Linked DNA regions of Homo sapiens: region 2 is linked to region 1. A link is an interaction called in ENCODE POLR2A ChIA-PET data of the cell type or tissue named here. Cell type or tissue: GM12878. All regions are shown on one strand. Links, peaks and the distances in the headings refer to the core of each region. The heading gives the core; the rest is flanking DNA.

Evidence for each region. Peaks named below come from ENCODE experiments on the same cell type or tissue, not always from the same donor. Only the 100,000 strongest peaks of a DNase experiment are listed, where the experiment ranks them.
Region 2: POLR2A ChIA-PET joins it to region 1 with 10 read pairs; 2 of 35 experiments call an interaction of 5 or more read pairs at or near these places.

What each region holds. Positions count from the first base shown.
Region 1 is chr7:98,696,437-98,708,832 of GRCh38, reverse strand. No RefSeq gene overlaps it. Among named protein-coding and RNA genes, the nearest start is that of NPTX2, 85 kb to the right of the region's middle. In GM12878, for the core only: no CTCF peak of the experiment used is centred there; a DNase peak (open chromatin) is centred at 5,632.
Region 2 is chr7:98,765,521-98,777,916 of GRCh38, reverse strand. No RefSeq gene overlaps it. Among named protein-coding and RNA genes, the nearest start is that of TMEM130, 98 kb to the left of the region's middle. In GM12878, for the core only: no CTCF peak of the experiment used is centred there; DNase peaks (open chromatin) are centred at 5,536 and 6,186; H3K4me3 peaks cover 596 bases; H3K27ac peaks cover 2,293 bases.

The DNA.
Region 1 (12,396 bases), core at 2,725-7,724:
CGTGAGAATGTTGATTGGTGCAGCCACTTTGGAAGGGCGTTTGGGGGTATTGACTGACGTCACTCTTGCTACGTGCTACATGCATGTAACATGTTACACCACTTACTACATGCAACATGCTACGAGTAAGTCCAACCCTGAGTGTACGCCCAGCAAAAATGAGTGTGATGTTCATGAAAAGACCCTGCATGTGGATGTTCATAACAGCATTATTCTTTTTAAAAAAGAACTGGTATGTACATATATATATATAAAATTCACAAATAAACATGGTATATTTTATCAGGTACATGTTTTGAAATATGTGTATACATTGTGGAATGGCTAAATTCAGCAAATTAACATATGCATTATTTCACATACTTTTTTTTTTTTTGGGGGGGACAGAGTCTCACTCTATCGCCCAGGCTCGAGTGCAGTGGCGCGATCTCGGCTCACTGCAACCTCTGCCACCCAGGTTCAAGCGATTCTCCTGCCTCAGCCTCCCAAGTAGCCGGGATTACAGGTGTCCGCCACCACGCCCAGCTAATTTTTGTATTTTTAGTAGAGACAGGGTTTCACCACATTAGCAAGGCTGGTCTCAAATGCCTGACCCCAGGTGATCCACCCACCTCGGCCTCCCAAAGTGCTGGGATTACAGGCGTGAGCCACTATGCCCGGCCCCTTTGCCCATTAAAAAAAAAAATTGAGTTCTTTGTTTCCTTCTTATTGAGTTATTTGAGTTCCTTATAGCAGAATTATTCTTAATAGCCTGTTATAGACTGAATTGTGTCTCCCCAAAATTTATATATTGAAGCCTGAACCCCTAATGTGACTGTGTTTGGCTTTTAAAGAGGTAATTACAGGCCGGGCGCGGTGGCTCACTCCTATAATCCCAGCACTTTGGGAGGCCAAGGTGGGTGGATCGCCTGAGGTCAGGAGTTCAAGACCAGTTTGGCCAACATGATGAAACCCCATCTCTATTTAAAATACAAAAAAATTAGCAGGGCGTGGTGGCGTGCTCCTGTAATCCCAGCTACTCAGGAGGCTGAGGCAGGGGAATTGCTTGAACCAGGGAGGTGCAGGTTGCAGTGAGCCGAGATCGTGCAATTGCACTCTAGCCTGGGCAACAGAGCAAGACTCTGTCTCAAAAAAATAAAAAAATAAATAAAAATAGATAGATAATTACAATAAAATGAGGACATAAGAGTGAAGCTCTAATCCAGTATGACTTGTCTGTATAAGAAGAGGAAGAGACACCACAGATACACACACCCAGAGAAAAAGCCATGTGAGGACATCATGAGAAGACAGGCATTTGCAAGCCAAGAGAGAGGGCTCAGGAGAAACCAAACTTGCTGGCACCTTGATCTTGGATTTCCAGACTCCAAAACTGCAGAAAAATAAATTTCAGCTGTTTAAGCCATGTAGTCTGTGGTACTTTGTTGTGGCAGCCTGAGCATATGAATACAGAGCCCAAACTGGAAATAAACCAAATCCCTGCCCAAAGTAGAATAGATTAAATACATTGCACTATGTTGCAGTGGAATACTACATAGGCATGAAAAAGAACAAATTATTGATGTGTGCAACCTTATGGATAAATTTTAAAATGTGGAGTGGAAGATGCAGACGTGCTGTAAAGTTCCATTTATATACAAACTTTAAGACTAGTTGACCGGTAGCTCACGCCTGTAATCCCAACACTTTGGGAGTACGAGGAGGGCAAATCACTTGAGGTCAGGAGTTTGAGGCCAGCCCAGCCAACATGGTGAAACCCCATCTGTACTAAAAATTCAAAAAATTATCTGGGTGTGGTGGCACACATCTGTAATCCCAGCTACTCAGGGGTCTGAGGCAGGAGAACTGCTTGAACCCGGGAGGCGGAGGTTGCTGTGAGCCAAGATCTGACACTGCACTCTAGCCTGGTCAACAGAGCAGAACTCTGTCTCAAAAAAAAAAATACTAATCTTGGTGAAAGAGGTCAGAAGAGCGGTTACCTTTTGGGGCTACTGACTGGGAAGGGCCATGGGGGACCCTCTGAAGAAACAGAATGTTCTAGATCTTGACCTGGTAGAAATGACAAGGGGCACATGCACAGAAATGCATTAATCTGTGCCCTTAGATCTAAGATCTGTCTGCTTTACTGTGAGTTTTCTCTCTCTCTTTTTCTTTTTCTTTTTTCGAGACAAGTTCTTGCTCTGTCTTTCAGGATGGAGTGCAGTGGCAGAAACCTTACTCATTGCAGCCTCGAACTCCTGGGCTCAAGCGATCCTCCTGCGTCAGCCTTCCGAGAGTAGCTGAGACTACAGGTGCATGCCACCGTGACCCCAAGCCCAACTAATTAAAAAAAAATTTTTTTTTGTAAAGATGGGGCCTTGCTCTATTGCCCCAGCTTGTCTCAAACTCCTGGCCTCAAGTGATCCTCCTATCTTGGCCTCCCAAAGTGTTGGGATTACAGGCGTGAGCCACCGCAACCTAGCCTACTGTAAGTTATATCTCGATTAAAAAGCGGAAAGAAAGGAGAAAAAGAAAAAGAAGGGAAAGAGACACTGAAGGAGGGAGAAGAAGGAAGAAGAGTCAAGCCGCCCTGAATTAACTCTGCACTTTTCGACAGATATCTTGGCCTCTGTGAGGACAAACCTTAAGTGCCTCATACCTCCATGTCAGAGGGTCCGCTCACTGACCTCTCAGGGACCGTAAAATTCTCTCTTCGAATGCAATGAGTCCCCAGTTCTCGTCCCCTGCCTCTCGTGAGACCGAGCCCCTGAAAGCACTTTGGACTTATAAAACTTGAAAGGCAATAAATTAAAATATCAAGGCAGTAGAAATGAGTATTTAAAGCACGAAGTGCACCCAAACATGAGTTTGAGGCTGAAAAATCGAGTCCGACTTTCTTGAAAACCTATGTTAAAAGCCTGGGTAGCTCCCTTTCATGAAACGGCCCTTTAAATATTGCATGCCGGCCCCATCTCCCAGGGATTCGCAGCACCGCGGTCCGCGTTTCATCTTCTGACTCCATCAAAGGCGGTACAGCTTCATCACAGATTCAGAGGGTGTGCGTTGCCAGCTTCCCAGGGGCCAGCCCAAGGAATTAGCATTTTCTGCTAGCAACAGATGAAATGTAGAATAAAATAAGGTGGACTCGATGAAGACAGGAACGAGGGCTGTGATGAACAAGTGCTGTGGCTTTGTAGGAGAGGGAGGTCCCTGGAGTGGGTGCAGCCAGGGAGGCTTCCTGGAGGAGGTGGAAGATGAGATGGATCCCATTTAACAGTAATAATGATAATAATAATAATAGCTTTGCTTGAATTCCTGCCAGAAGCATTTCTGAGATAAGGGTTCAAATGCACTTGGTTTATTGGCGGGGGGGGGGGGGGTGGGGTCGTACTGGGAACACCAAGAGTGGGGAGGGAGAGGGGGAAGAGAAGGCGTTCAACAAACGGTGCGATGGCCATGTTCTCACTTATTTGCGGGAGCTAAAAATAAAAACAATTGAACTCATGGAGATAGAGAGTGGAAAGATGGTTACCGGAGGCTGGGACAAGTAGTAGGGGTTGGGGGAGGCGGGGATGGTTAATGGGTACAAAACAATAGATAGAATGAGTAAGACCTAGTATTTGATAACACAATGGGGTGACTGTAGTCAATCATAATTTAATTGCACATTTTAAAATAATGAAAAACAGGCCAGCACAGTGGCTCACACCTGTAATCCCAGCACTTTGGGAGGCCAAGGCAGATGGATCATTTGAGGTCAGGAGTTTAAGACCAGCCTGGCCAACATGGTGAAACCTCATCTCTAATAAAAATACAAAATAAAATAAAATAAAATAATTTTAAAAAGTATAATTGGATTGTTTGTAACACAAAGGATAAATGTTTGAGGGAAGGGATACTCCATTTACACTGATGTGATTATTACACACTGCATGACTGTATCAAAACATTATTTTTTTCTTTCTTTTTTTTTTTTTTGAGATGGAGTTTCACTCTTATTGCCCAGGCTGGAGTGCAGTGGCACGATCTCTGCTCACTGCAACCTCCATCTTCTGGGTTCAAGCGATTCTCCTGCCTCAGCCTCCCTAGTAACTGGGATTACAGGAGCCCGCCACTATGCCCAGCTAATTTTTTTTTGTATTTTTAGTAGAAATGGGGTTTCACCAACGTTGGCCAGGCTGGTCTCGAATTCCCGACCTCAGGCGATCCACCCGCCTCAGCCTCCCAAAGTGCAGGGATTACAGGCGTGAGCCACCGTGTCCAGCAAAACATCTTATGTATTCCATAAATATATACACCTACTATGTACCCACAAAATATTTTTAAACAGGGTGCAATGGCAAACCAGGCTCCCCCATGGGCAACTGGAGCGTCATCTCCCTGGGGGACCCTGGCAGCTCTGCAGAAGGGGCATTTCGGAGTTACCCCACCCGGGTGGGAGGGAGCTGGGCGTTTCCGCACTGATGGGTGAGGGCTTCTAGGGGAGGGGATGGCTTTATTCCCTGCATTTCCATCCTGCCATGAACACTGTTAGGGCAAGCTCTGGCTGCCAGGAAAGCCCCAGGCCTGAGAGATGCGATGGTTCCAGGGAGAAGGCTGGATGGCAGCCTTGCAGCCACGCTGCCACGGGTCAGGTGTCCGTCACAAGTCAGCTGCTGGGCTAAGCTGTCTGCCCGCACTTCTCTTTTCTCATCTGACTGCACTCCACATGGAGGCATTACATGAGGAAGCTGAGTTGCACAGAGGGTGAGGAACTTGCCTGATTGGCACGTTGGGAGGAAACCAAGTCTACGTCAGCTGGGTCACTGGACATATGAGTGGGTGTGAACGTCTTCTCCCCTCTATCCTCCCTCCAACCTCCGGAGCTGCTCCTCCTTATCCCACCCTCTGCTCCAGACCTGAAACATCCTTGGCAGATTTTGAGTTCCGATGGGGAGCAGGGATGAAGGTGGTCTATATCCAACAGGACAAACACACTCCTGAGACTTGAAAGAAGGATGGAAACAGCCCAAGTGTATGATGGATGAGTGGATAAACACAACGCGGTCTAGTTATCCGATGGGACCTTATTCAGCCTTAACAAGGAACCAAGCCCTACACGTGCCACCGCGTGGGTCAACTTTGAAAACATTGTGCTAAGTGACAGAAGCCAGACAAAAAGCCAAACGCTGTATGAAATCTCTAGAATAGACAAATCCATAGAGACAGAAAGCAGATGAGCTGGGGCTGGCGGAAGGGATGGGAAACGGGGAGTGACTGCTTAACCAGTAGAGTTTCCGTTTGGGATGATAAAAAAGCTTTGGAGGCTGGGCACGGTGGTTCATGCCTGTAATCCTAGCACTTTGGGAGGCCAAGGTGGGTGGATCACCTGAGGTCAGGTGTTCGGGACCAGCCTGACCAACATGGTGAAACCCCGTCTCTACTAAACACAAAAAATTAGCTTGGTGTGGTGGTGCATGCATTAATCCCAGCTACTTGGGAGGCTGAGACAGGAGAATCTCTTGAACCTGGGAGGCAGAGGTTGCAGTGAGCTGAGGGTGCGCCACTGCACTCCAGCCTGGGCAATAAGAGCAAGACTCAGTCTCAAAAAAAAAAAAAAATGATTTAGAAACCTACCGTTTTTGTGCTGGGATTACAGGTTTGAGTCATAGTGGTGATGCATGCATGCACGACATGGTGAATGAATTTCATGCTACTGAATTGTACACTTAAAATGGTTAAAATGGGCTGGGCTGGGTGCGGTGGCTCACGCCTGTAATCCCAGCACTTTGGGAAGTCGAGGCGGGCGGATCACGAGGTCAGGAGATCGAGACCGTTGGTGAAACCCCATCTCTACTAAAAATACAAAAAATTATCCAGGCGTGGTGGCGGGCACCTGTAGTCCCAGCTACTTGGGAGGCTGAGGCAGGAGAATGGCGTGAACCCGGGAGGCGGAGCTTGTAGTGAGCCGAGATTGCACCACTGCGCTCCAGCCTAGGCGACAGAGCGAGACTCCATCTCAAAAAAAAAAAAAAAAAAAAAAAGTTAAAATGGCAAATTTTATGTTATGTATATTTTACCATGTTTTTCATTTTATTTTATTTTTTGAGACAGAGTCTTACTCTGTCACCCAGGCTGGAGTGCAGTGGCACGATCTTGGCTCACTGCAAACTCCACCTTCTGGGTTCAAGTGACTCTCGTGCCTTAGCCACCTGAGTAGCTGAGATTATGGGTGTGTGCCATCACGCCCAGCTAATTTTTATATTTTTAGCAAAGGCAGGGTTTCGTCATGTTAGCCAGGCTGGTCTTGAACTCCTCACCTCAAGTGATCCACCCGACTCGACCTCCCAAAGTGCTGGGATTACAGGCGTGAGTCACCGCGCCCGGCCTTACCGTGTTTTTAAAATTTTAATAATGTAATATGCCCCAAACCATTGAATTCTACACTTTAAGTGGGTGCATTGTAGGATATGTATATTACATCTCAATAAAGCTGTTTTTATTTTAATTAATTTACTTTTTATTTTTTGAGACAGGGTCTTACTCTGTCATCCAGACTGGAGTGCAGTGGTGCAGTCACAGCTCACTGCAACCTTGACCTCCCCGGGCTCAAGGGATCCTCTCACCTCAGCCTTCTGAGCAGCTGCAGTCACAGGTGTGCACCACCATGCTTCACTGACTTTTGTATTTTTGGTAGAGACAGGGTCTTGCTATGTTTCCCAGGCTGGTCTTGAACTCCTGGCCTCCAGCGATCCTCTCACCTCAACCTCCCAAAGTGCTGGGATTACAGATTTGAATCACTGCACCCAATCAAAGTTGTTTTTAAAAAAGCCAAGGCCAGGTGCAGTGCCTCATGCCTGTAATCCTAGCACTTTGGGAGGCCCAGGCAGGTGGATTGCCTGAGCTCAGGAGTTCGAGACCAGCCTGGGTAACACAGCGAAACCCTATCTCTGCTAAAATTAAAAAAAAAAAAAAATTAGCCGGGTGTGGCAGCATACGCCTGTAATCCCAGCTACTCGGGAGGCTGAGGCAGGAGAATTGCTTGAACCCAGGAGGCAGAGGTTGCAGTGAGCTGAGATCATGCCACAGCACTCCAGCCCGGGCGACGAAGTGAGACTCCGTCTCAAAAAGAAAAAAAAAAAAAGCCGAAAAGGCCAGTGGCAGGTGCTGGTACAGCAGATGGGCCTTCCCTTTGGCCTCTTCTGGTTCTCTCTACTGTTTGTGAAGGGGAGAAATGGATCCTGTGAGGTGACGAGGATCCCGTTGGCGATCACCGCACCCAGCATGACGCCGAGTGGTCAGGGAAACTCCCAGACTTACAGAGAATCCCCTGAGAGGCAGTGCTATGGGTGAGGTGGAGGCCGCCCTAGCAGGCCACATCCCTGGAGGTCACTGAAGAGTCCCAGAAAACCATGCTGGAAGCCCCCATCCAGGAAAAATTCAGTAACTCAAAGGTCTCAACATGCCAGAGGCTTTAGGAGCCAGGAACCCAAGAGGGGACATCTGAGTCATGCAGTGCCGCACTGTCGTCAGCCAGAGATGCTTTAAAGACAAAAAAAAATTTTTTTTCAATGAAAATAGCTTTTCTCTGCTTTCTGATGATGTAAAAATACATGCTCATTGTAAAAGTAATTGCAACAACATAGAAAATTATAAAGAAGAAAAGACACCTAAATGTCACCACTAACATTTTGGGACCATCTTTTCAAGCGTCTATTTAAGCATTTACACACACATGCATATACACACAGGTTCATAAATAGGATCCCATTATACAAGCACATTATATTATGGAAATTTTTTTTGTTTGTCTTGCCTCTGCCTCCTTCCCCCATTCCTTCTCTTCCTTCCTTCCCCTCCTCTCTCCCCACTCTCCCTCCCTCTTTCTCTCTCTCTTTCTTTCCTTTCCCCATCACTCCCTTCTGGCCAATGTCAGCCTGGGATATGACTCTGTCCATTTTCTCTGTACTCCTGTTATGTTAAACAAACATGCCACGACATATCTACATAATCATGAAGGGAGGAATGAGGGCTGTGGCCAAGAGGTGCCATGACCTTGTAGGAGAGGGTGATCCCAGGGATGGGTGCAGCCAGGGAGGCTTCCTGGAGGAGGTGGAAGATGTACGTATCCATTGCTACATAACTCACCACCCCAAGGGTAGTGGCATGAATCACAATCATTTTAGTAGGTTCATGGCTTCTGTGGGTCTGGAATTCAGGAAAGGCACAGTCTTTGTTCCACGTGTCTGGAATCTCAGCTGGGAAGACTGGGATCATCTGGGGGCTGTTCCACTCCCAGTTCTACTGTCTAGGTGCCTGGAAGCCTGGCCTCTGCTGGAACTGTGGCCTGGAATGCATAAGCATGGCCTCTCCATGTGGCTTGGGCATCCTCAGAGCATGGCGGGTAACTTGCTCAAGACAAGGTCCCAGGAGGAGCCCTCCAGAGAGGAAGAGTTTCGAGAGTCTCGCAGTCATGCAGGACCGTTTTCTTTGCATTCTATTGGTTAAAGGTGAATCATACGGCAAGATTCAAGGGCAAGGAATTAGACCCCAGCCCTGAGGGGAGAGTGTCAAGGTCACACTGCAGAAGAGCTTGTGGGGCGGGAGATATTGTTGCAACCATCTTTGGGACATAGGTTCTGCCTCACCGTAACTATATATATGGCTATATACAAAATTTCTTTTTCTTTCTTTCTTTCTTTTTCTCTTTCTTTCTTTCTCTCTTTTCTTTCTTCTCTCTTTCTCCTTTCTTTCCTTCTTTTTCTTCCCTTTGTTTTCTTTTTCCTTCCTTCCTCCCTCCCTCCCTCCTTTTTCTTTTTCTTTCTTTCCCTTTCTTTCTTTCTCTTTCTTTCTTTCTTTCTTTCTTTCTTTCTTTCTTTCTTTCTTTCTCTCTCTCTTTCTTTCCCTTTTTTCTTTTTTTTTTTTGAGACAGGGTCTCATTCTGTCACCCAGGCTGGAGTGCAGTGGCACGATCATGGCTCACTGCACCTTGACCTCCGAGGCTCAGGCTGTCGTCCCACCTCAGCCTCCCAAGTAGCTGGCACAATTTCTAAATACAAGATCTTGCTTATACTCCTCTGATTCCACCTTTTTTCACTTAATGCTAAGTCACAGAAAGTAAGTCAGTCATCTGGAAAAGCTCAACCCACTGCTTCTCACAGCGCACTGTGGTCCACAGTGGTGGTGTAGCCCCACCTACATTCAGCCGCTCCTGCTCTCTACAGTTTTGGCAGCATCCTCTGTAGAGCTCCAGCCTCCTGACATTGCACAGTCCAGCCTTTCTGTATAGGAAAAACTCATTCTGCAACAAGGAGGTGATGATGGAGGAGCCTAAGAGAGGCCTGCTGACCCTATCCCAAAAAATCACTAGGGAGGGTTAGACAGAGGCATCTGGGCAGAGAGTGAATTGAAGTAACTGTGTCTCTTCTAGCTGGGTTCACGCATGTTATGACTACGTATCTTTTATTTACTCCCGAACACAAAGCGTGGAATTCCCTGTCCTCTGATCCACTAAGCCAAGGGTACATTTTGTTGTTTGGACATCAGGCCAAAGCTGAGGAAGCTCAGAGCACTGGTGGCAGTTGTACCTGATTATAGCCCAGCGACAGGAGGACAGGAGGAAACTGTCAGTTTTGCTTAATGGTGGCTGAGGAAACTAACTGTTAGCTCTGCCTAACTGGTGGCAGTTTTGCCTAATGGTAGATCAGTGACAGAAGGCTGTTGGTTAGTGAAACTGACAGCCTCATTTGCTCCAGATGTTGAATCTGTTCAGCGATGGCAGACAACACAGCTGTTCAAAAGACATGCCCAGAAAGAGCTGGATTTTTTTCCCCTTCCAAGGAAGAAGCAAGGAAGGGAAAGTTAAAAACCTGACCCACTGAAAGGGGAAACTTGGGCCAGGCATGGTGGCTCATGCCTGTAATCCCAGCACCTTGGGAGGCTGAGGCTAGAAGATCACTTGAGGCCAGAAGTTCAAGACCAGCCTGAGCAACATGGTGAAACCCAGTTTCTACCAAAAAAAAAAAAAAAAAAAAAAATTAACCGGGAGTGGTGGCACATGCCTGTAGTCCCAGCTACTCAGGAGGCTGAGGTGGGAGAATTGCTTGACCCCAGGAAGTGGAGGTTGCAATGAGTCAAGATCGTGTCACTGCACTCCAATCTGGGTGACAGGGCAAGACCCTGTCTCAAAAACCAAACAAACAAACAAAAACAACAGAAAGAAAGAAAGAGAGAAAAAAGAAAGATGAACCTTGGTTTTGGTCTCTCATCTGAATCTAGGTTGCTGCTGATATTTGAAAAATATCAGTGACAGCAGGAAAAAGATGTACAATAAAGAGGCCAGACGCGGTTGCTCACGCCTGTAATCCCAGCACTTTGGGAGGCCGAGGTGGGCAGATCACTTGATGTCAGGAGTTTGAGACCAGCCTGGCCAACATGGTGAAACCCCATCTCTACTAAAAATACAAAAATTAGCCAGGTGTGGTGGTGGGCACCTGTAGTCCCAGCTACTCGGGAGGCTGAGGCAAGAGAATCGCTTGAACCCGGGAGGCGGAGGTTGCAGTGAGTCGAGATCACACCACTGCACCATAGCGTGGGCAATAGAGCAAGACTCCGTCTCAAAAAAAAAAAAAAAAAAAAAAAGATGTACAGTAAAGCTAATGAAATGCCAGAGTCAGCCCCTTCCCTTGCAAGTACCCATTCCAAGATCCTGCTGCTAACTGGTAATGCTACTGTTGTATTCTTTTTTTAAGGGGAGTCTGCCAAATCACCTGTTTCATATCCCACAAAACCTGAACCCACCCATCACTGTCCCGTATGTACTCAAGGCACAATGCCAAGGGCGATATAACTTTGAAACTTCTAGCAATTTCCAAAGGACATGTCTTTGAGAAATCCACAGCTGCATTTACAGCGGGTGAGCTTTTGTTTGCTTGTTTTTGTCAGGGGTGCAAAGGTTAGGGAAGGAGAAAGGAGCTGGGAAATAGGAAAATGTATTTGCATGCTATCAGATTTTTTAAAATAAATACTTATCATACTGCATTGATATCCCCAATCCAAATGCAAATGACGGCAGAGATCCATGCCTTGGAATTCAGCCCTCTTTAAAAAAGGCAATCATACGATTTTATTTTCAGCCCTGCCTTTTATCGTCCAGCCCTTAGGCAAAGAAGTTGAAAGAGAGCCAAGCTTGCGAAGACAAGCAGGCTGCCAATTCATCGGTTCTCATTGGAGATAGGTGAAGTTTCTGACCAAGAAAATCACAGCCTTGGGCACCCACAGTACACTGAAAATTTGACAGGTTCAAGTCTCCACATGGTCGGATCAACAAATTAGTCTTCCTGATTGTGAGACACAGACTTGATGGACTTAGCTGAGGTTAGCAGGAAAAGAAGTTACTTGGTGAGGCCCCTGCTGCTTTTGGACTCAAGAAATCCAGAGGGCTGGCCTTCACGTCAACATTTTATATGGATTTACTCTTACAGTGGCTATGGCTCCTACCAGTGCCCAGATGGTCTCTGCTGACCCTACTTGTTTCAATCACAAGCTACCAATTTGAAGATTGGATTGGAGCATCTGATTGGTCAAGACTAGGTCATGTGACTATAGGCTAGTTGCAAAGGAAGATGGGAAAATGACTGTCAGGCACTTTTTATTAAATGTGGAAGGCAGACTTGGAGGATCTGATTGGTCAAGACTAGACCGCATGACTGCAGGCTAGTTGCAAGGGAAGCTGGGAAAGTGATTATCGGGTCCTTCTTATTAAAAATGTAGAAAGCAGGCTTCAAAAGCATTAAGGTTAGCCAAAAGTTATGAATGGACCCTTCGCAAAAGCAAATGCATGAATGGCTGATAGGCACATGAAAAGATGGTCAACATCATTAATTATGAAGGAATTGCAAATTAAAACCACAATGAGATACTACTATGTGCTTATTCTAATGGCTAAAACTTAAAAGACTGATAACATCAAATGTTGGCAAGGATCTGGAGCAACCAGATTTTTCATGTGTTGTCAGTCAGAGCATAAGATGGTACTACCACTTTGGAAAACAGTTTGGAAGTCTCTTGTAAAGTTAGGTGTACACTTACCACCCAACTCATTGATTGCATTCCTAGATATTTACCCAATGAAATGAAAATGTATGCCCACACAAAGACTTGTACATGAATGTTCATAGAAGCTTTAATCATAATAGTCCAAGCCAGAAACAATTCAAATGTCCATCAACAAGTGAATGAATGAACAAATTATAATAGATCCATAAAATGAAACACCACTCAGTCTTAAAAAGAAATGCAATAATACAGCTGAATTTTAAAATTCAAAAACCTTATGGTGAAAGAAAGAAGCCAGTGCCATAGGAGTACCTACAGTATGATTCCATTTTCATAAAACTCTAGGAAAGAGAAATCTACTCTATTTTGATAGAAAGCAAA
Region 2 (12,396 bases), core at 3,245-8,244, 69 kb before region 1:
GTGAGCCGAGATCGAGCCATTGTACTCCAGCCTGGGCAACAAGAGCGAAATTTTGTCTCTGAAAAAAAAAAAAAAATTAGCTGTGCATGGTGGCGTGCGCCCGTAGTTCCAGCAACTTGGGAGGCTGAGGCAGGAGGATGGCTTGAGCCCAGGAGTTAAAAGGCTGCAGTGAGTTATAATGGTGCCACTACATTCTAGCCTGGGTGACAGAGTGAGATTCTGTCTGTAAACCAAAAGAGTGGGTCTTAGGGCTGGATCACTTCCTTACCAAGAACTAGGGAGCTCACGCAGCCTGTGCTGAGCTTAGCGCCCTGCGTGGAGGTATCGTTCCCTGTTTCAGACTCCACGTGTATTTTGTTCTGCTTCAGCACATGCATACATGGCCCCCAGTTGTCTGTATCTGAGACCCCCCAACCCCATGGGGGAGGGAGAAGGAGGGGTCCTTCCACTGCAGCATGAAGTGGGGTTTGTGCAGCTACACTGCCCATGTCAGCAGTTGAGCGGCTCTGCTGGCCTTGGGGGACTGGCACATTGCAAGGGGCTAGATTGTGAGCGTCCTCTCTTCTCTCGCTGTAAATAAATGTTGCACCACTGGGGCCTGATGCGCGTGTTTTGTCTGTTCTAAGTGACCTCGAATCCTGCACTGTTCTCTTCTCTTCCCTGGAGGACACTTATCTGCCTTTTAACCTTGTCTGCATTCCTATGTGATTCTGTCCTGCGGCACAGCCTGGCCACCCAGTGGATGGTAAAACAAGCCACTGTATGACTGGAGTTTAAGACCTGTTTCCTCGAGCACCGTGGTGGATGGAAGTGCTCCCATTGGTCACATGAGGAAGCTGGGGCTCAGGGAGGGTTGTGGCTTGCTCAGGATAACAGGAGCATGACTTGGACCCTGTGTGTCTGATTTCAAAGCTGTCATCTCTTTAAGAGGGAGACTCAGGTCGGGCATGGTGGCTCATGCCTGTAATCTTAATGCTTTGGGAGGCCAAGATGGGAGGATCGCTTGAGGCCAGGAGTTCAAGACCAGCCTGGGCAACAGAGCAACACCCTGTCTCTACAAAAAATAATTTAAAAATTAGCAAGTAGCTGGGCATGGTGGCTCACACCTGTAATCCCAGCACTTTGGGAGGCCGAAGCAGGTGGATTGCCTGAGGTCAGGAGTTTGAGACCAGCCTGGCCAACAGAGTGAAAACCCGTCTCTACTAAAAATACAAAAAATTAGCTGGTCGTGGTGGCGGGTGCCTGTAATCCTAGCTACTAGGGAGGCTGAGGCAGGAGAGTCGCTTGAATTTGGGAGGCGGAGCTTTCAGTAAGCCGAGATTGCGCCATTGCACTTCAGCCTGGGCAACAAGAGCAAAACTCCATCTCAAAAAAAAAAAAATAATAATAAAATAAAATAGCAGGTGTGGGGGTGCATGCCTCCAGCTACTCAGAAGGCTAAGGTGGGAGGATTGCTTGAGCCCAGGAGTTTGAGGCTGTAGTGAACCCTGATCCTGCCACTGTGCTCCAGCCTGAGCCACAGAGCAAGACCCTGTCTCTAGAAAAGAAAGAGAAGACTTGTGAATGCAGTCAGTGTTGATGAGCCTGAAAGGCAGAAGGGACCTCCATGTAGTGAACAGGCAGGGGCTGAGCTGCCAAGAGGGCTTGCTGAAGCCAGGGGCAGCTGTGGGACTGACTAAGGGAAGGCAGGGCGGGATCCCAGGCCTGTGCCCAGGTCAGGCATTGGACCTTTTTTCTCCTAATGTCCTAATCTCTAAAATACTACAGAGGCTGGGAGGAGCCCAGGTGTGCCAGGGAGGGCCTCTGCTGACCTCCACCCTCTTCCCCCTTCATCAAACATCTGTCTCTCTCTGTAGGAGTCTGATTGGCTGAGCCTGGATCACTTGACCACAGCCCAGTCCCCAGGGAGTGGGGAGAGAGTGGACACTTGCTCCCTCCACTCCTGAACAAAAGTGACATTGCCACACCTGGCCTGGCACCTGCCTGTCTGTAGTAGTGCAGGAAGAGCCCACTGGGGTGGGCTGGCTTTTCTGCTCAAGGAGACAGCTCAGGGCTTTCTTTCCCTCCCTCCCTTCCTTCTTCCCTTCCTCCCTCCCTTCCTTTCTTTCCTTCTTGCTTTTCTTTTCTTTCTTTTTTTTTTGACAGGGTCTTGCTCTGTCACCCACACTGGAGTGCAGTGGCACCATCATAGCTCACTAGCCTCAACCTCCTGGGCTCAAGGGATCCTTCTGCCTCAGCCTCCCAAGTAGCTGAGACCACATGCATGCACCCCCCAATGCTGGCTAATTTTTTGTTTTTTTGTAGAGATGGGGTTTTGCTATATTGCCCAGGCTGGTCTCAAATTTCTGGCCTCAAGCAGTTCTCCTGCCTCAACCTCCTACAGGGCTGGGATTACAGGCGTGAGCCACCATGCCTGACCCGGCATGACTTTCCTTGTCCTCAGGTGTGTCTTCTTGCTGAGAGAGGAGACAGCAAAGTGAGAGATGTTTGTTCTACTGATGCCTTGTGGGCACGGAGGCTGTGGCTTCTTTAAGGCTGAAGAAAAGTTTTGAGACCTGGAAAAAGCAATTATTGGCTGTGAAATGTGGGAAGGAAATTGCATAATCATAATCAATAACAAGTTTAATTAAACATCTACAGAATGTCATGTTATGACTACTAGTCCACGGTGATGTGGTTGGTTATAAATGGTGTTTAATGAGGGACACAGGGTTGCTTAAAGGTGCTGGGGGTGACGTGGAAGAGAACCTGGTATTAGCCTCCTGGGGCTCCTGTATCGAGTTACTGAAGACTGGGTGGGTGAAACAACAGAAGTTTATTCTATCACAGCTCTGGAGACCAGATGTCTGACATCAGGTGTCAGCAGGACATGTGTCCCCCGAGGGGCCTGGGGGAGAATCCTTCCTGCCTCTTCCAGCTTCTAGTGTTGCAGAAAACCCCTGGCATTGCCTGGCTTGTAGCTATGTCACTCTGATCTGTCTCCATCATTACATGGCCCTCCTTCTCTGGGCCTTCTCCTCTTCTATTTTTTATTATTATTATTTTGTCATTTCCTCTTCTATTTATTATTTTTATTATTTCTAGAGATGGGGGTCTTGCTTTCTTGCCCAGGCTGGAGTGCAGTGGTGTGATCATGGCTCACAGCAGCCTTGAACTCCCAGGGTCAAGCCATCCTCCCACCTCAGCCTCCTGAGTAGCTGGGACTATAGGTGCACACCACGACACCTGGCTAATTTTTATTTTTTATTTTTATTTTGGTAGAAATAGGGTCTTGCTATGTGGCCCAGGCTAGTCCCAAACTCCTGGCCTCAAGCCATGCTCCCACCTTGGCTTCCCAAAGGGCTGGGATTACAGGCATGAACCACTGCTCCCAGCTTATCCTAGGTTCTCTTGAAGGTACTAGTAGGGACATGGGCAGCTGTGTACTATTCTAGTGGGAGGTGGTTCTGAAATGACACCTGGCCCTTGTCTAGTAAGAACACTTTAAAATAGCCTGAGGCAAGAATAGCCCCCTACTTCTCCAAGAGTTCATTTGATCCTCTAACCAGTTACCCAAGGCATGAGGGTCCCCGGCAACACCCAGTTTCCTTCCGGTCCTGAACCCTAACACAGCTGAACCCTGCATGAGGGGAGAGGAGGTGCAGTGTGGCAGTATCTGCCACCCCTGCCAACAGGGCGGATCGGGGGCCTGTCCCCAGGTCAGACATTGGGTCTTTGTTCTCCTAATGCCCTGCTAAGAATATGAATTGTGCCACTTTTTTTTTTTTGAGATGGAGTCTCCCTGTGTTGCCCAGGCTGGAGTGCAGTGGCGCGATCTTGGCTCACTGCATCCTCCGCCTCCCTGGTTCAAGCGATTCTCCTGCCTCAGCCTCCTGAGTAGCTGGGATTGTAGGCATGCACCACCACACCTGGCTAATTTTTGTATTTTTAGTATAGACGGGGTTTCACCATGTTAGGGCCAGGCTGGTCTCGAACTCCTGACCTCAAGTGATCCACCCGCCTTGGCCTCCCAAAGTGCTGGGATTACAGGCATGAGCCACTGCACCTTGCCTGTTATGGGTTTTAAAGCACAGAATTCTCCCATCTGCAATAGGATGCTCTAATGATTAATATTGAATGTCAACTTCATTGGATTGAAGGATGCAAAGTACTGATCCTGAGTGTGTCTGTGAGGGTGTGGCCAAAGGAGATTAACATTTGAGTCAGTAGACTGGGAGAGGCAGACCCGCCCTCATTCTGGGTGGGCACTATCAGCTGCCAGTGCCGCTAGAATAAAAGCAGGCGGAGGACTGGGTGCAGTGCTCACGCCTGTAATCCCAGCACTTTGGGTGGCCAAGGCGGGTGGATCATGAGGTCAGAAGATCGAGACCATCCTGGCTAACATGGTGAAACCCCATCTCTACTAAAAATACAAAAAATTAGCTGGGCGTGGTGGCAGGTGCCTATAGTCCCAGCTCTGGAGGCTGAGGCAGGAGAATGGCATGAACCCGGGAGGCAGAGTTTGCAGTGAGCCGAGATAGCGCCACTGCACTGCAGCCTGGGTGACAGAGCGAGACTCTGTCTAAAAAAAAAAAAAAAAAAAAAAAAAAATTGCAGGCAGAGGAACGTGGAAAGACTAGACTGGTTTAGTTTTCTGGCCTCCCTCGTTCTCCTGTGCTGGAGGCTTCCTGCCCTCAAACATCAGACTCTGAGTTCTTTAGCTTTGGGACTCTTGGACCTTTGACCACAGACCGAAGGCTACACCCTTGGCTTCCCTACTTTTAAGGTTTTGGGACTCAGACTAGCTTCTTTGTCCCTCAGCTTGCAGATGGCCTACTGTGGGACCTCACCTTGTGATCGTGTGAGCCAATACTCCTTAATAAACTTCCCTTTGTATATACATCTATCCTGTGAGTTCCATCCCTCTAGAGAACTCTTAATACAGATGCAGATGCAACTGTGAAGCAATCCTCCCATCTCAACCCCCTGAGTAGCTGGGACTACAGGAGGTATTTGACAGAAAAGGAGACTGAGACTTGAAGAAATGAACTTGTTCAAGGTCACATGATTAGTAAGTGGAAGAGTTGGGATTTGAACCCAGAACCCCAGCAGTCTGGCTCCCAAAGCCTGCCAGCATCCTCATGGCCCAACACTGCCTCACCAGGGAGGAAGTGGTGGCAGTGGGTTGGATGGGGCGAGAGAGGATGCCCCATCTCCCAGTGCCTGGGTGGTGGGGTCTCTTGCTGAGATGGAAAATGGTGGAGTGGAGTGGGCTTGGGGTACGGGGAGTTGTTAGGGGGCAGAGAATGAGTCAATTTTGGGCATGTTGAGTAGGAGGGGCCTGTGGGATGGAGCTTGGTCACTTGCGGCACCGCTTTGTAAGTGGCCGGGTCCTTGGGGGATTCAAAGCAGAATTTGCACAGTTTGCTGGGAATTTATAGACAGAGAATCTGAGTAAATCAGAGAAAGAACTCCCCCACCTCCCCCACTGCTCATGCAAGCCCGTACTCTTTCCCTCAACAGCGAGGCCCTCGTTCCTTTTTTTCTGCTTTAATACAACTCCCCTGACAACTCGTTCTTCTCTGCTGGCGTGGACCACAGCAGCAAACGATGACTATTTTAGGACACATTTCACCCTCGTGTTGTTTCTTCTCCCACCGGTTCTATTCGCATCAGTTGTTTGGCACAAGGTTTTGAATTGTTGGTTTTTGCGCTAAATTCATTTCGCAGAAATGTCAAGCATCACCAAGGCCACCGAGAGAGTGGGACACACACGCCGTTCTCTCTCCTTTGTTCCTGGGCTCTTCTTTTCATACGCAAATGCTTTCTTTCATTTGGCAGCTTGCAGAACCCCTGTACCTTGAACTGAGCTGATAGCTGGGGCCTCGCCTGCCAGACAAACAAGGCTGTCTCCCGTTTCACCATCCCTTTGGAAAGAATTGCTGAATATTTGATGCATAGAAAAGGGGGTGGTCGAGGTTCTCAAACCCTCGTTGAATTGTGGAGACACGATACTGGGTCTGCTCAGGCAGACCAAGTCTTCTGCAAAAACAGTCACAGGTCGGTGTGTTGTGGCCTGCGTTCCTCAAACTGGAAGGAATGCAGAGCCCAAAATTGACTCATCCCCTCCTGCTCAGCTGTCCCAGGCAGATCTCAGAGCAATGCACACAGCCCCAGCCTTCTGCTCTGATTCCTTAAGACCCCAGAAGCTGCTGACTCAGCGCACATCTGCTCCTCTGGCGTCCTCTGGAAGTGAAACCCTGCAAACAGTTGTAAACATTACAAGGAGGCTCTGGAGGGTTGAAACTTTTATGATCGCCTCTATAGCAGAGTGTTGAGGCTGCTGGCATTTTAACGGTGAGATCATCTTTGTCTTTGTGGCATTGGTAGTTTTCCTTCATGGCTTCAACCTTTTTCCTAAGTGGTTTGTGCTTCTTCCAAGCTTCTTGGAAGATGCAGTATCAGATCTGTCCCTTGGGGCTGTGGGCCTGGGGAGCTGGGGAACCAGCTGTGATGAAGGGTGGGAGGAAAAATGACTGGTGGGAACCCCTCCACAAGGGATACCCTCAGCTCGGTGGTGAGCCCTGGGGTATTTAAGAGAGTGAAGACCACACCTCAGTATATAATAATAATAAATCACAATAAAAATAACAGCCCAGGAGTTTGAGACCAGCCTGGGCAACATAGTGAGACACCTACTGTACAAAAAATTTAAAAAATGAGCTGGGCATGATGGCACACGCCTGTAGTCCCAGCTACTTGGGAGGCTGAAGTGGGAGGATCACTTGAGCCCAGGAGTTTGAGGCTGCAGTGAGCTATGATTGCACCACAACATTCCAGTCTTAGACACAGAGCAAGACCTCGTCTTAAAAAAAAAAAAATCACCCACATGCTGTGTCCCAGGTCCTGTCATTAATGCTTTATGTGTATTAATAATTAACTGTCACAGTAGTCCTGCTGTTTTCCAGTAATGCTCTTCTCTAAGGCAGGTTGATAGGCAAAGGTTATGAGTTAAATTGGGTCCCCCAAAAGATGTGGAGGTTCTAACCCCCAGTACCTGTAACGAATGACCTTACTTGGAAATAGGGTCTTTGCGGATGATCAAGTAAAATGAGGTCACTAGAATGGATCCTAGTCCAATATGACTGGTGTCCTTATAAAAAAAGGAAAATTTGGACACGGGACACACAGAGGGGAGAGGCTGCAAAGAGACAGAGAGAAGACGGCCATCTGTGAGCCGAGGAGAAAGGCCTGGAACAGATTCTTCCTCACAGACCTGATAAGAAACCAGCCTTGCCAACACCCCCGTTTTTTACTTCTTCTAGAGAGAAGGTCTGTCACCCAGGCTGGGGTGCGGTGGTACGATTGTAGCTCACTGCAGCCTCAAACTCCTGGGCTCAAGTGATCCCCTGCCTCAGCCTCCGGAGTAGCTGGGATTACAGACACGTACCACCATGCCTGGCGAATTTTTGTATGTATGTATGTATGTATGTATGTATGTATGTATGTATGTATATATTTATTTATTTTGAGATGGAGTCTTGCTCTGTTGCCCAGGCATTCAAGCAATTCTTGTGCCTCAGCCTCCCGAGTAGCTGGGATTACAGGCACCCACCACCACGCCTAGCTACTTTTTGTATTTTTAGTAGAGTCAGCATTTCACCATGTTGGCCAGGCTGGTTTTGAACTCCCGACCTCAGGTGATCCAGCTGCCTCAGGTTCCCAAAGTGCTGGGATTACAGATGTGAGCCACCGCACCCAGCCATAATTTTAATATTTTTAGTAGAAACAGTGTCTTGTTATGTTGCCCAGGCTGGTCTCCAACTCCTGGCTTCAAACAGTCCTCTGGCCTCGGCCTCCCAAAGTGCTGAGCTTACAGGCATGAGCCACCACAGCCCCCAACTGCCATCCCCTTGGTTTCAGAACCTCCAGCCTCCAGAATTGTGGGACATTAAATCTTGCTTAAGTCCCAGTGTGTGATGCTTTGTTTTGGCAGCCCTCACAAACAAACAAAGAAAACGGCAAGTGTTTTATTAAGAAAAGGCTCCCATGGGAGATCAGTGAGGATGTGGGGGAAGCAGAAGGGAAGAGGAAGAAAAGAGAGCAAGGTGTGATTTCAGAGTCTTGCTTGGGAAGAGGTGGGTGATGAGGGTATGGGCCCCAGAAACAACCTGTGGCTCATTTTTGTGATATGAAGTTGATCTTAACAGAGCTTACATTGCATAAATTGCGATCAGAGTAGAGACATCTCAGTGGAGGGGAGGACAGATGCTCAGCTTCCTGCCTCTACCCTTATGTCATTCACTCACTCCCTCACTCACTCACTCACTCACTCACTCAAGCATTTATTTATTGAGTGCATATTATGGAATGGGGTTGACAATTAAATAAGCTCGAGGGAATTAAAAAAATTGTATTAACTACTTAAAAAAAAATTCTAGCCCGGTGTGATGGTGTGTGCCTGTAGTCACAGCTGCTCGGAAGGCTGAGGCAGGAGGATTGCTTGAGCCCAGGAGGTTGGGGCTGCAATGAGCTATAGTAGTGCCACTGCATTTCACTCTGGGGGACAGAGCCTGACCCTGTCTCTACAAAAAAAAAAAAAAAAGAAAAAAAAAAGAAAGAAAAGACCAGGTGCAGTGGCTCACACCTGTAATCCCAGCACTTTGGGAGGCTGAGGCAGGCGGATCATGAGGTCAGAGATGGAGACCATCCTGGCTAACACGATGAAACCCCGTCTCTACTAAAAATACAAAAAAATTAGCCGGGCGTGGTGGCAGGCGCCTGTAGTCCCAGCTACTCAGGAGGCTGAGGCAGGAGAATGGCGTGAACTCGGGAGGCAGAGCTTGCAGTGAGCTGAGATCGCGCCACTGCACCCCAGCCTGGGCGACAGAACGAGACTCCGCTTCAAAAAAAAAAAAAAAAAAAAAAAAAATCAAACAATTGGTGGCTTGTGCCTGTGGTCCCAGCTACTTGGGAAGCTGAGGGAGGAAGATGGCTTGAGCTCAGGAGTTCGAGGTTGCAGTGAGCTATGATCATACCACTGCACTCCAACCTGGGCAACAGAGTGAGACCCTATCTCAAAATAATAATAAGTATTCTCTCCTATACGGTTATGGTATCCATTTGATATATAGTTAGCTCCATTTATTTATGTTCTTAATGACTTTTAGGCATTTTCCCTCAACCTTATTAATTTTTGATACAAAAGTGATAACTATATAAAAAAGGTGTAGTCAAATACCCCTTCCCTACCCAGCCCCCACAGGTAACTGATTTCATTAATTTGTGTTTTTTTTTCACTCTTGTTGCCCAGGCTGGAGTGCAATGGCGTGATCTCGGCTCACCACAACTTCTGCCTCCCGGGTTCAAGCGATTCTCCTGCCTCAGCCTCCTGAATAGCTGGGATTACAGGCACGTGGCACCATGCCCAGCTAATTTTTTGTATTTTTAGTAGAGACCATGTTGTCCAGGCTAGTCTCGAACTCCTGACCTCAGGTGATCCACCCGCCTTGGCCTCCCAAAGTGCTGGGATTACAGGCATGAGCCACCATGCCTGGCCATGATTTCATTAATTTTAAAGTTATCCTTCTAGTGTTTCTGTTTACAAAAATCAGCAGATGTACTTTTCTTTTTTCTCATACAAAAAATTGCCCCACAGTAAATACTTTTTTATACCTTTTTTTCACTCAACAATGTATCCTGAAAGTCACTCCATATCAGTTCCTAGAGATCTTCATTTTTTTTTTCTTATTAACTGCACAGTATCTTTTGTGTGGATGCACCACCATTTACTCAACTTCCCTCCTGCCGGCGGTGGGGGGAGTGAATTTATCACAGATAACACTGCGATAGCTTAGCACGTGCGTAAATCTACTCAGTATTGTGGGAAATTTATCTTCAGAGTGGATCCCTGACATGAGATTGCTGGGTTAGGGGTAAATACACATCGTTTTGTTGGCTATAATCAAATTTCCCTGCAGAGGAGGGTTGTGCTATTTTATTCTTCCATCAGCAATGTATGAAAATGCCTGTGATTTTTTGGAGGAGGGGAGGTGGCGAATCTAACCAGCAGATCGGCATAGACCCTCATTCTGTGATGTCCCTCTAGCACAGGGAAGTCCATCGAAGGGCAAAGGGAGGGATGAAAAGCCGGTGGATGGATGTTCACGTCATACCTGCAAGAGGTTTCTCCTTGCGGCCAGTCGCGGTGGCTCACGCCTGTAATCTCAGCACTTTGGGAGGCCGAGGCAGGCAGATCACCTGACCTCAGGAGTTCAAGACCAGCCTGGCCAACATGGTGAAACCACATCTCTACTAAAAATACAAAAACTGGCCGGGCGTGGTGGTGCGCGCTGGTAATCCCAGCTACTCGGGGGTGCTGAGGCAGGAGAATCGCTTGAACCCGGGAGGCGGAGGTTGCAGTGAGCCAAGATTGCACCACTGCACTCCAGCCTGGGCGACAGAGCAAGACTCTGGCTCAAAAAAAAAGAGGTCTCTCCTTGTAATTAGGCAGGGCAGGGGCTCCAGAAAAGGGGGAAGTCAAGCAACTCACTAATCTTCTGCACAAGAGACCGTGTTTCTTAGAGACAGGTACTAGGGTAACATCCTCCATCAGCCCACCCACTGTCTGCTGTCCCCTCCTCAGGGGACATGGCTGGGAGGGAAAGTTCATCCATCTACCCTGGCATCCATCCATCTATCCGCTCATTCGCCATTTCTGGTCTGTACCTGCGAGGCCACTGTGCTGGACCCAGGGACCCCAGTGTGACTCAGACCTGGACCCCACTCTTGGTGAGCTCACAACCTAGAGCACAGCTTCCTACAGGATGGTCCCCATCATCAGTGGATGTTAAGTTCTGCCCAACGAGCTGATCAAAGAGAACAGGGAACGCATGGGAGTGGGTTGAGGTAAGATGGCAGTTGGAGGCCGTGGCGCTGTTGAGTGGGCCTGGGGCGGGGATAACCAGGTGAGTCTTCTCATTCCTGAGAGGCAGCATGACTGAGAGACAGTGTTCTGGAGCTGGAGGACCTGGGTTCAAATTCCCACTTCTCCATGAACTCACGGACAGTATTCCCTTGGACAAAAACATACCATCTCTGTTTCTCACTGTCCTCATCTGCAAAGTGGGGGTTCATTCGTTCATTCAAAATTTCACCCGGGTGTGGTGGCTCATGCCTGTAATCCCAGCAGTTTGGGAGGCCAAGGCGGGTGGATCACTTGAGGTCAGGAGTTTGAGACCAGCTTGGCCAAGATGGAGAAACCCCATCTCTACTAAAAATACAAAAACTAGCTGGGCATGATGGTGTGCGCCTGTAATCCCAGCTACTCGGGGGGCTGAGGCAGGAGAATCGCTTGAACCTGGGAGGTGGAGATTGCAGTAAGCCACATCCTGGGCAACAGACTGAGACTCTGCCTCAAAAAAAAAAAAAAAAAATCTACTTACTGAGCACCTACTATGTGCCAGGACCTGTTCTAGGCTGTTGGGATACATCTGAACAACAGAGACAACCATTCCCGTCCCTGTGGAGCCTGGATGATGCTGGGGAGAAACAAACCATAAACAACAATATTGTAAATGGGTAAAAAATATGATAAATAGGTAAATAAATAAATATAGAAATCAATAAGTAAATTAGAAAGTGATGAGTATTATGGGACAAGAAAAAGTAGAGCAGAATAACAAGAATGGGAAAGAACAGTTTAAAGTTTAAAGAAGGCGGTCAACGTTCTATATCTTGGTTTTGGGAGTGGTTCCCTGGATGCATTTGTCAAAACTCATTGAACTACAAGCTTAGAATCTGTGCATGTATGTTATACCTCGATACACTTAAGGCCAGGCAGGGTAGGTCATGCCTGTGATCCCAGCACTTTGGGAGGCCAAGGCAGGAGAATCGCTTGAAGCCAGGAGTTTAAGGCCAGCCTGGGCAACAAAGGGAGACCCCCATCTCTACAAAAGTAAAAATAAAAAAATTAGCCAGGCATGGTGGTACACAACTGTAGTCCCAATTACTTGGGAGGCTGAAGTGGGAGGATTGCTTGAGCCGGGGAAGTCAAGACTGAAGTGAGCTGTGATGGTGCCTCTGCACTCCAGCCTGGGCGACAGAGCAAGACTCTATTTCTAAAAAAAGATAAGACCAGACACAGTGGCTTACACCTGTAATCCTAGCTCTTTAGGAGGCCAAGGCAGACAGACTGCTTGAACTCAGAAGCTCAAGACTAGCCTGGGCAACATGGCAAAAACCCATCTCTACAAAAAATACAAAAATTAGTCGGGTGTGGTGGCACATGCCTGGAGTTCCCGCCACTTGGGAGGCTGAGGTGGGAGGATTGTTTGAGTCTGGGAGGTTGAGGCTGCAGTGAGCCATAATTGTACCACTGCACTCCAGCCTGGGCTACAGAGTGAGACCCTATCTCAA